Regions from separate parts of the Homo sapiens genome. Here region 2 is linked to region 1. Evidence: chromatin contacts called from ENCODE Hi-C data. All regions are on one chromosome and are shown on one strand. Each heading gives the region's core, a stretch centred on a gene start or an enhancer-like site at or near the end of the contact. The rest is flanking DNA. Distances are from core to core; before and after follow the strand shown.

Region 1 (4,157 bases), core at 873-3,372:
TAGAAGATTAAGCTAGAAGCTCCCTTTCATTATATTTTAGCTATTTTCATTGCAAACTCTAGTACAATCTGTCAATGTAGATAAGAGAAATAACTGAAGTATAGCTTCAAAATAAGTGAAACAGGTTTATAAATCACAGGTAATCAATATTAAGTCCTGACTTTTAAAATATTAATACTAATGAAAGTCATTTTCTAACAAGTATCAAAAACAAAAGCAAATAAAAATTCAGGTGCTAGATTACAACCTTACACCTTACAACTGTAGCCAAATCTGCTGTTTGGCTTTAAAGTTCCACACAAAATCTTAACCTACAAATTTAACATTTCAAACCCACAAAATACAAGTACCAGAGTCACCCACAGTCATGTCAAAGGGCTTTCCAAGGTCTTAGAAACCTTAATCCAATACAGAAAAGCTAAGAGTCAAAAAGACATAGAAACAGGGAAAAGTGAAGGTGTTATTTGCCAAACATTAAACTTTCACAGAAATCCAAAACCTACTTAACAATTTCCCTATATCGAACAGCATAACCTCTATGCAAATGCAGTCATTTATTAGCATTTACTGTACTTACTTTGCTTTTTGCCATTTATAAGCTTCATTAAAGACACCCACAAAGAAGTAACCAGTTGAATGAGCTTCAGTCAAGAAAAACCAGCTGTAAACTCGACCTACAAATTTACATCCCACAGCGTCCTGTGGGGAAGGTACACTTTACAAACTACCATTATATATACAAGCTTTAGATTGTGAAATAATGCACTTCGGCTTTCTCCGGTGTACATTACAATTACAAACCCTCAACTCAACCTCCCCCTTCGTTGAAAAAAAAAATCCACCTCCAATCCTCATTGGTCCACATAGTTCCGGCCCACATGGTATCAGTGGGTGTGTCCCTCCCAAAAAACCCTCTCATTGGCCGTGAAGAAACAGCTTCTAATAGGCTGTGATTTTGGGGGGTAGTTAAACTCCACGCCTCCAGACTTGCGCTCTCCAATAGACCCGAGACGCTGCTGGCTACTCTGTGATTCAAAGGGCAGGCAACCCCAGTAGGACGCGCTCAGAGAAGCGAGAGGGGTGAGAAAGGAGAGAGCACCCTCGGTGTGCCGCCCACTTTATCCTCACTCCTGGACCCCAGCAAATGTTCACACACCTGCGTTTTCCCAGCCACCAATTAGAAGGGCGGACAGAGCGTTCGCTTATTATATATCCTTGACCTAGGGACCCGCTCAAGCTTCGTGTCCAATCCTCGTTCTACTGATAGAAGCGAGCAAAGGGCAGGCTCAGGCAAAGACCTGTAGTGCTTGATGTCCCCTAGGAAAAGAATCAGTCCCGGGAACCTACTCTGTGCAGTCCCTCGACCGCAGACGCGGGGGCGCACGGGGCGTGCTGCGGCGCCTGCCTCAGCCGCTCCCAGTCCCGGGCCCCGCACGCTGCGTCTGCCTTGCGCCCGCGCTCCCCTCCCAGCGGGACTTACGCGGCCTGTTCTTTCTCCCCGAGTCCATCCTCCTCCGCAGCCGGCATTTCTTGGCCGGGGAGTCATGCTGAGGGAGCAGTGGCTGCGGCTGCAGCTCCGGCAGGAGCGGGAGGCGCTGGGGCGCCGCGTCGCTGCCGCCCACTGGACCCCGGCTGCAGACGTGCGGCGGCTGGACTGGCGGCGGATGGAAGCCGTTGTGCAGCAGCCCGTTCACAGCGGCGGCGCTGGTGCCCACGGGGGCCCCTGGAGAGTGCGGGACCGAGCGCTCCTGCTGCCCGCTGCGGTCGCCCATGCCGGGGGCTGGCGGGGCTGTGCGCGGGCCCCGGCTCAGGCGGCCTCGCTGGAGGTCATTCTCCGGCGTCTTTATTTCCCCGGATCCTCCCTGCGGCTTCCGATTCAGCAGCCGCAGAGCCGGCGCCTGGGGATGGCGAACCCGGCGCTCCTCCCCTCCTCCTGCCGACTCCCCCACCTCCTCTGCGCCCTGCCCCCCGCGCGCCGGCCCCACGGCGCCGGCCTGGAGCACGCCAGCCCCGGGCGCGGAATCGGGGATCCCCGCGCACCCCCAGCCGGGGCTCCCGCCGCCCGCCTTCCCCTGATCCCCAGGCCGCGCGACTTCAAACGCGGCTTCCTCGCCTCCCAGACTGGTCCCCGCCACTGAGCATGCCCAGTCCTGCCCGCCACCGCCACCGACGAGTTTCAACATGGGGAATCAAGTTCTCTGGGCTTGCAGAGAGGAGATGGGCGGGTTGGGCTTTGTATGGCGATGTGAAAACCAGATGGGTCTGGGAGAGACAGCGAAAGGAGCGAACCGTTTCAGGAGGAATACGGGAGGAAGACAATTATTTGCAGAGGTGTCAGGTTTGCTAATCCTGTCCCCAGTGAGCAAGATACCTTTGCAAGGTCATTCACGTTACCCTCCCCGCTTTGTGAGTGTGTGCTTACGCGCGCGCGCGTGTGTGCCTGTGCGTTTGGTTAAGTGACCAAACTACTTAGAGGCCTGAGGGGAGGGAGAACAATTATTTATAGAAAAGTTGGCAGACTTGGGGAGGGAGGGGAGTGAAATTTCTTTGCTGGCACGCACACACACTCAAACACCATGTGGTCTCATGGAGTTGTCTTTTGCAGGGAGGAAACCTAGGAATACAGTGTAAGGACAGTGAAGGACAAAACTGTAGGCAGGATTAATCGGTGCTGAAAGAGATCAAGTAAACAGGAGCAATTCCATGCTATAAAAAGCACTTTCCTCACCCAGAAAGGACTTCAAAAGACAATGTCATGTTATTTATAGAGTAAGGAGTTGCCTCTTCTAAGAAGGGAAGGCGGCATCACGTGGTGACCAGCACTACGAGCTTTGGAGTTAGCACTGGGTTCAAATTCCAACTCAGCCACTGAGCAAACCCAGATAACGTTAATGCTCAAGGTAACACTTCTAGCAATAGGAAACGGGACTGTCCATGCTCACTATGCAGGACTAATTTGGGTGGTGAATACCTTCCCAAAGTTATGCAATCTCTTGAGGCCTCACTTTCCTATCCATAATGGGGCTGTTGTGAGAAAATCTACTAAAAGTACCTGGTACAATCCTGGCACACAGTAAATGCTCAGAAAGCTAGTTTTCCTTATTACGCTATTATGATTAGCAGTTCACCCTTTGTTTCGACAGGGGAACAAACCATGCTTACAGCCGTATTTATTGTGTGATTTATTTTGTGATATTCTCCGTGATTTGCAATTAATCTACAGAGGAGTCAGAGTCTGGCAGGTGCTGGCTGGCTACTGGGTTGCTGGGCCCCTGGGCTTCAGTGCATTCAGCAGCATCTAGGGCTTGCATCTGGCAATTCCTTCCAGCAGAGCCTTACCTAGAATCAGAGCTTGAGAACCATGGGGGCCACTGGAGCACTCTGGTCTATCCACTCTTGCATACTTTTTTCGTATCAGGAAACTGAGCTGCAGACAGATGGCTGAGGTTATTAAGAGCAAAGGTGGGACTAAACTCCAAATCTCAACTCTCTTAGCTTCCCTAACCTTATGCTATTTAAAGACAGAGAAAAAAACCCAGGTGATCTGGCCCCTCCCTACCTCTCCTGCCTCATCAGGGGCTCCCTGTGCTGCCTTCAATTCCTTAAACAACATTCTGCTGTTTCCATTGCCTTAGAGAAGTCTCTTCTCTAAGACCTCTTTTGTCTACTAGACTCCAACTTTAGATCTCCTCTTTAACTTCTCATATTTAGAGAAATGTTCCCTGACCCTTAGGGCTACATTAGGTCTCCCTGCCATACCCTCTTCCTACTCCTTGTACTCTGTTTATGACTCCTTATCATTTTGTAACTATACCATGCATCTGTTCCCTCATTTGTAACTTGAGAATAATAGGACATCACTGAGTTGTTAGACTGATGAAATGCATAACACATGCGTAAAATTAATTCAAACTTCAAGCTATTGGAACTTTTTTGTGAGACTTGAGAGAAATGTGGCTATGCAGCTACAACTTCTGCTTTTTTTTTTTTTTTTTTTAAGACAAGGTCTCACTCCTTCACCCAGGCTGGAGTGCAGTGGCACAGTCGTAGCTTACTGTAGCCTCCAACTCCTGGGCTCAAGCGATCCTCCCACCTTGGCCTCCCAAAGTATTGGAATTATAGGAATGAGCCACCATGCCTGGGCTTGCCTTTTTTCC
Region 2 (4,711 bases), core at 1,566-4,065, 2.6 Mb after region 1:
CAGCCTGGGCAACATGGCAAAACACCATCTCTACAAAAAAAATTTTTTTAAGCCAGACATGGTGGTGCGCCCCTGTAGTCCTAGCTACTTGGGGGGCTGAGGCAGGGGGAGTGCTTGAGCCCCTGAGGCTGAGGATGCAGTGAGCTGGCGCCACTGCACTCCAGCCTGGATGACAAAGCGAGACTCTGTCTCAAAAAAAAAAAAAAAAAACCCAGAATAATGCTGCTATGAACATTCACAAACAAGATTTTGTGTAGACATGTTTTCATTTCTCTTGAAAATACCTAGAAGTGGAATTACTGGGTCACATGCTAATCACTCTTTAGACCAGTAACAGGATTTTTTTCTACTTTAAAAGGTTTTTGACACAGCCAGAAAGCTGATTTTTCATAAAAATGCAAACATAAAATCCATTTGTTGGTATAATAAGGTCAAGGTGCACAAGTCTTTGCTATCAACAAAAGGTATCATATTTTCCAATTTCAGTTGAAACAGACATTCTAACATTGGTTAAGATCTTAGAATCTTGGAGTTTGTACTAGTGTACTTAATCCATATGCTGGGATAAAATTCTGTTTTTAAGCAGGAAGTATATATCCAACTCCCATGGCTGACAACTGCTTAAGAAATAAGTACACAATAAGGTTAGACTGACACAGCACAAGGAGCAAAAAATAATAATTTAAAATGTTAAGACACCGGGCTGTGCACGGTGGCTCACATCTATGATCCCAGCCCTATGGGAGGCCGAGGCAGGCAGATCACCTGAGATCAGTTCAAGATCAGCCTGGTCAACATGGTGAGACCCTGCCTCTGCCAAAAATACAAAAGTTAGCCAGGCATGGTGGTGCGAGCCTGTAATCCCAGCTACTCCGGAGGCTGAGGCACGATAATCACCTGAACCCGGAGGAGGAGACTGCAGTGAGCCAAGATAGTGCCACTGCACTCCATCCTGAGCAACACAGCGAGACTCCGTCTCAAAAAAATAAAATAGACCAGGCGCGGTGGCTCGCCCCTGTAATCCCAGCACTTTGGGAGGCCGAGACGGGCTGATCGCCTGAGGTCAGAAGTTCGAGACCAGCCTGGTCAACATATAGTGAAACCCCATCTCTACTAAAAAACACAAAAATTAGCTGGGTGTGGTGGCACACACCTGTAGTCCCAGCTACTTGGGAAGCTGAGGCTAGAAGGATCACTTGAAGTCAGGAAGTGGAGCTTGCAGTGAGTCAAGACAGCGCCACTGCACTCCAGCCTGGGCAACAGAGCAAGACTCCATCTCTCAAAATCAATGAATTAATTAAATAAATGAATTAATTAAATAAAATATTAGACACTGGTCACATGCGGTGACTCACATCTGTAATCCCAACACTTTGGGAGACCAATGCGGGTGGCTCGCTTGAGCCCAGGAGTTGCAAGACCAGCCTGGGCAACATGGCGAGACCGCGTCTCTACCAAAAAAAAAAAAAAATATATATATATATATATATATATATGTATTATATATTATAAATGTATATATGTATTATATATTATAAATGTATTATATATTATATAATACATATATATTATATATAATACAAATATATATAAAATATTAGACACCCCGATTAAACTAAATACTCATTTTCTTTCCCTAGGAGGAGTGTGTGTGTATGTGTGTGGTGGGGGGGGGTGGGTGCTGTTTCTCAAAAACATATTTCAAAAATTGGAGGCCAAGTAAGCTTCTGGTCACATTTTTTGGGTTTGTTGTTTTTTCCCAGCAATGAACACTCTAGTTCAAATATACTTCGCAAATTTTGAACAGATAATGAAAAGTTGATTGTAAAATTCTACATATAAAAAGAGCTTTAAAAACACATTTTCATTTTTTAAAAAATCAAACACCTTGTAGCAGATATTAGACATAATCAAGGGAAAACTACCAGCGTCCTACCAATCACAGCCCTAGAGAAAACGCCACAGGTCGTCCAAAAAACGCATTCGTTTGAGCCGACAGCTCTTTCCTCCCGCCAAAGCTATCCCTCGAACGTCAGAAGCTGACCCAAGGAGTGACTGATGATTTCTCCTTTTTGATTCCCCACCCCCGCCACTCCCAATCCACCTGCTTGAAGGTGTCAACGCGACTAGAAACGGTTAACAGTGACCAGCAGCAGAGAGAGAAACAAACATCCCTGACAACCCACAGCTGAGTAAGCAAGAGCTGTTTATTCACCAACGTGTTCCATTTGGAGACTGTCGGCGAGCCCTGGAAAGCCCAGGCACATTTGAGAAGGTTCCTGGAGAGGGAGAGAATCATCTTTCCTTCCCCCAACTCCCCAGCCCCAAACACACAGAGAGACTCGGGTGGAAGCTGTCTGGTCCAGGCAGTCCCTATTTGCCCGCCCCCTCAAGAAGAACCTCACGCACCAAACCAACCGACCCCTCGCGGAGGTGGTGTAATTCCCCCAAAATGGGCTCTGCCGCAGGAGAGGCTGGCTCCAGCGCCGGGGGCTTCGGAAGGAGTTTCTGCCACCCCCACTGCCGCCACTGACCGCCCCGACGCCACGGCCGGGGCCGGGGACCCTGATAAGAAATGGCCCTTCAGCCCCCTCCCCTCACCTGGCTCGGTCCCACCTGAGGGCAAGAGCGGAGGCAAAAACAAACAGGCAGGGAGGGCTGACCTTGTTGCTACCGACAGTGGAGCGGCGCATCCTGCTGCTTCCTGGAAAGCGGCCCGAAAGACATTTTTTCCCCCTGGAGGAAGGAAACGGGAGGGCGCCGGCCAGACGGCGGCAGGCGCGGAGGCGTTGGTCCGGGCGGGCTGTGCAGCCTCTAGTGGAGACGGTCCGAAGACTACATCTCCCAGGCTGCTCTGGGCCGCCCTGCGTCGTAACCCTGGCGCGCACGGAGGCGGCGACTCTTACCTCACAAAGGTAGCTCCTCCGCCGGCAGCAACTCGGCGCCCGCGGTCCATGGACCGGAACCTCGGGCCGACGGACGGGAACCCGGGCCGCGATCGCCGCCTCCCCGCCTCAGGCTCCTCCTCCTCGCTCTCCGCCGCCTCCGCCGGACTCCCGCAGGCCCTGCACCGCCGCCGCCAGGCTAGCGGAGCTGCCCCGGGAAGCTGGGTGACGGGTTCGCGGCTGCCGCCGGACTGCGGCCTACTCCGCCGCCTCTCAGTGCTATTGTCCCTGGGCCTGGCCTTGAGCGGGTCCACTGGGGAAGGCCGTGTGCGCCGGCTCCGCGGAAGATGCCGGACCAAGCCCTACAGCAGATGCTGGACAGGTACGGGCAGCTGTGGGGGGGACCGGGAGCCGCCGACCCTCGCTCTGGCCCTGCCCGCGCCCGCCCTCGAGGCTCTTGGTGAGCAGAACCCGGCGTGCCGGGAGGAGTTCCACGGCCAGGGGGCCGTGAGAGGGGCAAAAAGTTTGGAGTCTAGACCTGGGGGAGGACAGAGCGAGCGGCCTGGGTCGTAGACTTTGGGTGAAACTTAGCTAAGGAGTGGCGTCTGGTTTCCTTGGAACCCCGTTTTGACCTGAGAGGGACTCCTGTTAATCCACAAAATTAGTTTTCCTTACCCTCTTCCCCTCCCCCTTCCCCCTCCCCAACTTGTGAAGTGTTTGTCAGCGATGTCACTGGCAAGAACCGGGTTATCTTTCAGGGGAATGACCCCCTTATAATTTTAAGTCTCTGTCTGAGAACCAATGATAAGCATTCTTTTGGAAAGCCTGATAGGCTGATTTCATTCTCCCACTTTCCCTGAACCCGCACCCCCCGTCCCCCCCGCCCCATCCCGTCCCCACCTCCGAACTGTAAGGTCAGAGTATCCGCAAGGGAGATTTAACGGTCAGACCAGAGTAGAGGTTATGGAAAACAGCCAAATGAGTCCAACGCTGAACATTTAGTGTACTTGACGATCGTTGAGTTCATTGAAGACGTTTCAGCTCGTACAGGAGTCCAGTTGCCCATTCTTGGGGGGCCCCAGTCGGTAAAACTCTTTGTGAAGTCGGGTGCACCGCCCTCTGCTGTTGAAATTCTGGTCCGTGGGTCCTACCATGAGTTTTTGGAGACTCTAGATCCACATTTCCCCCGAGCCAAGTCTTACTTCCTGGCATAGCAAGTTGTACAAGCTAATTCATGATGTTTGTGGTTGCTTACAATTCTCAATAGACACCACTTGCCACCCATTTCAGCAGGTGGTACCAACTCTTTGTACTCAGTAAAATTCCAACTGTAAGGTGTTAAATGAAGGCCCTCCCTTAATTGAGTTTATACCCAGTTAAATGCTTTTGGGCCTGCCACACCCAGAACACAAATGACCCAAGGGTACACATCCTTCCAGAGTGACAGACATTTTTTTGGAGCTTAGAATTTTGAGCCATCTCAGTTAATAGGAATTATGTCACTGATTTTTTTCAGTTGAGATAACTGGTGATTCATCCAGCCCTTGTTTCAGGTCAACATCCTGACAATTGTATTGACTGCTTTATATATATATGTGTGTGATATGTGTGTGGTTTATAAGCTCTTGGAAGCAGAAACTTACTATTGTTTATCTTGAATCCCAGAACAGAGCCTGGTACTCAGTAGGTAATCAGTAAGTATTTGTTGTATGAACTAATGCACAAACTTATTTGTCAGTTTCCCCAGTTGTCTAGGGGGTCTGATAATTTACCAGGTTTTCCTTTCATTGTAAATTGGCAAATTGTGGCAAATTAAAATATGCCCA

What was found. A loop is a pair of places that touch in the nucleus more often than their neighbours do. Pooled maps may share reads with other maps.
Region 2: a loop to region 1 is called in a map of naive thymus-derived CD4-positive, alpha-beta T cell, with 9 times the contacts of the local background. The contact joins the promoter of CPEB3 here to the promoter of PANK1 in region 1. A Hi-C loop is called at or near these places in 1 of 168 maps with a recorded cell type or tissue (naive thymus-derived CD4-positive, alpha-beta T cell), 1 of 37 single-sample maps with no recorded cell type and 6 of 50 pooled maps.

The regions. Positions count from the first base shown.
Region 1 is chr10:89,643,120-89,647,276 of GRCh38, forward strand. It overlaps PANK1 (pantothenate kinase 1), which reads right to left and starts at 2,123. Exons shown (of 7, transcript NM_148977.3): 1 at 1,481-2,123. The coding sequence starts at 1,772. It overlaps PANK1-AS1 (PANK1 antisense RNA 1), which reads left to right and starts at 995. Exons shown (of 5, transcript NR_184344.1): 1 at 995-1,080. RefSeq lists silencers at 897-946, 1,647-2,126.
Region 2 is chr10:92,288,263-92,292,973 of GRCh38, forward strand. It overlaps CPEB3 (cytoplasmic polyadenylation element binding protein 3), which reads right to left and starts at 2,816. Exons shown (of 10, transcript NM_014912.5): 1 at 2,664-2,816. MARCHF5 (membrane associated ring-CH-type finger 5) reads left to right here and starts at 2,905. Exons shown (of 6, transcript NM_017824.5): 1 at 2,905-3,267. The coding sequence starts at 3,233. RefSeq lists enhancers at 2,110-2,319, 3,267-3,845 and a silencer at 2,880-3,129.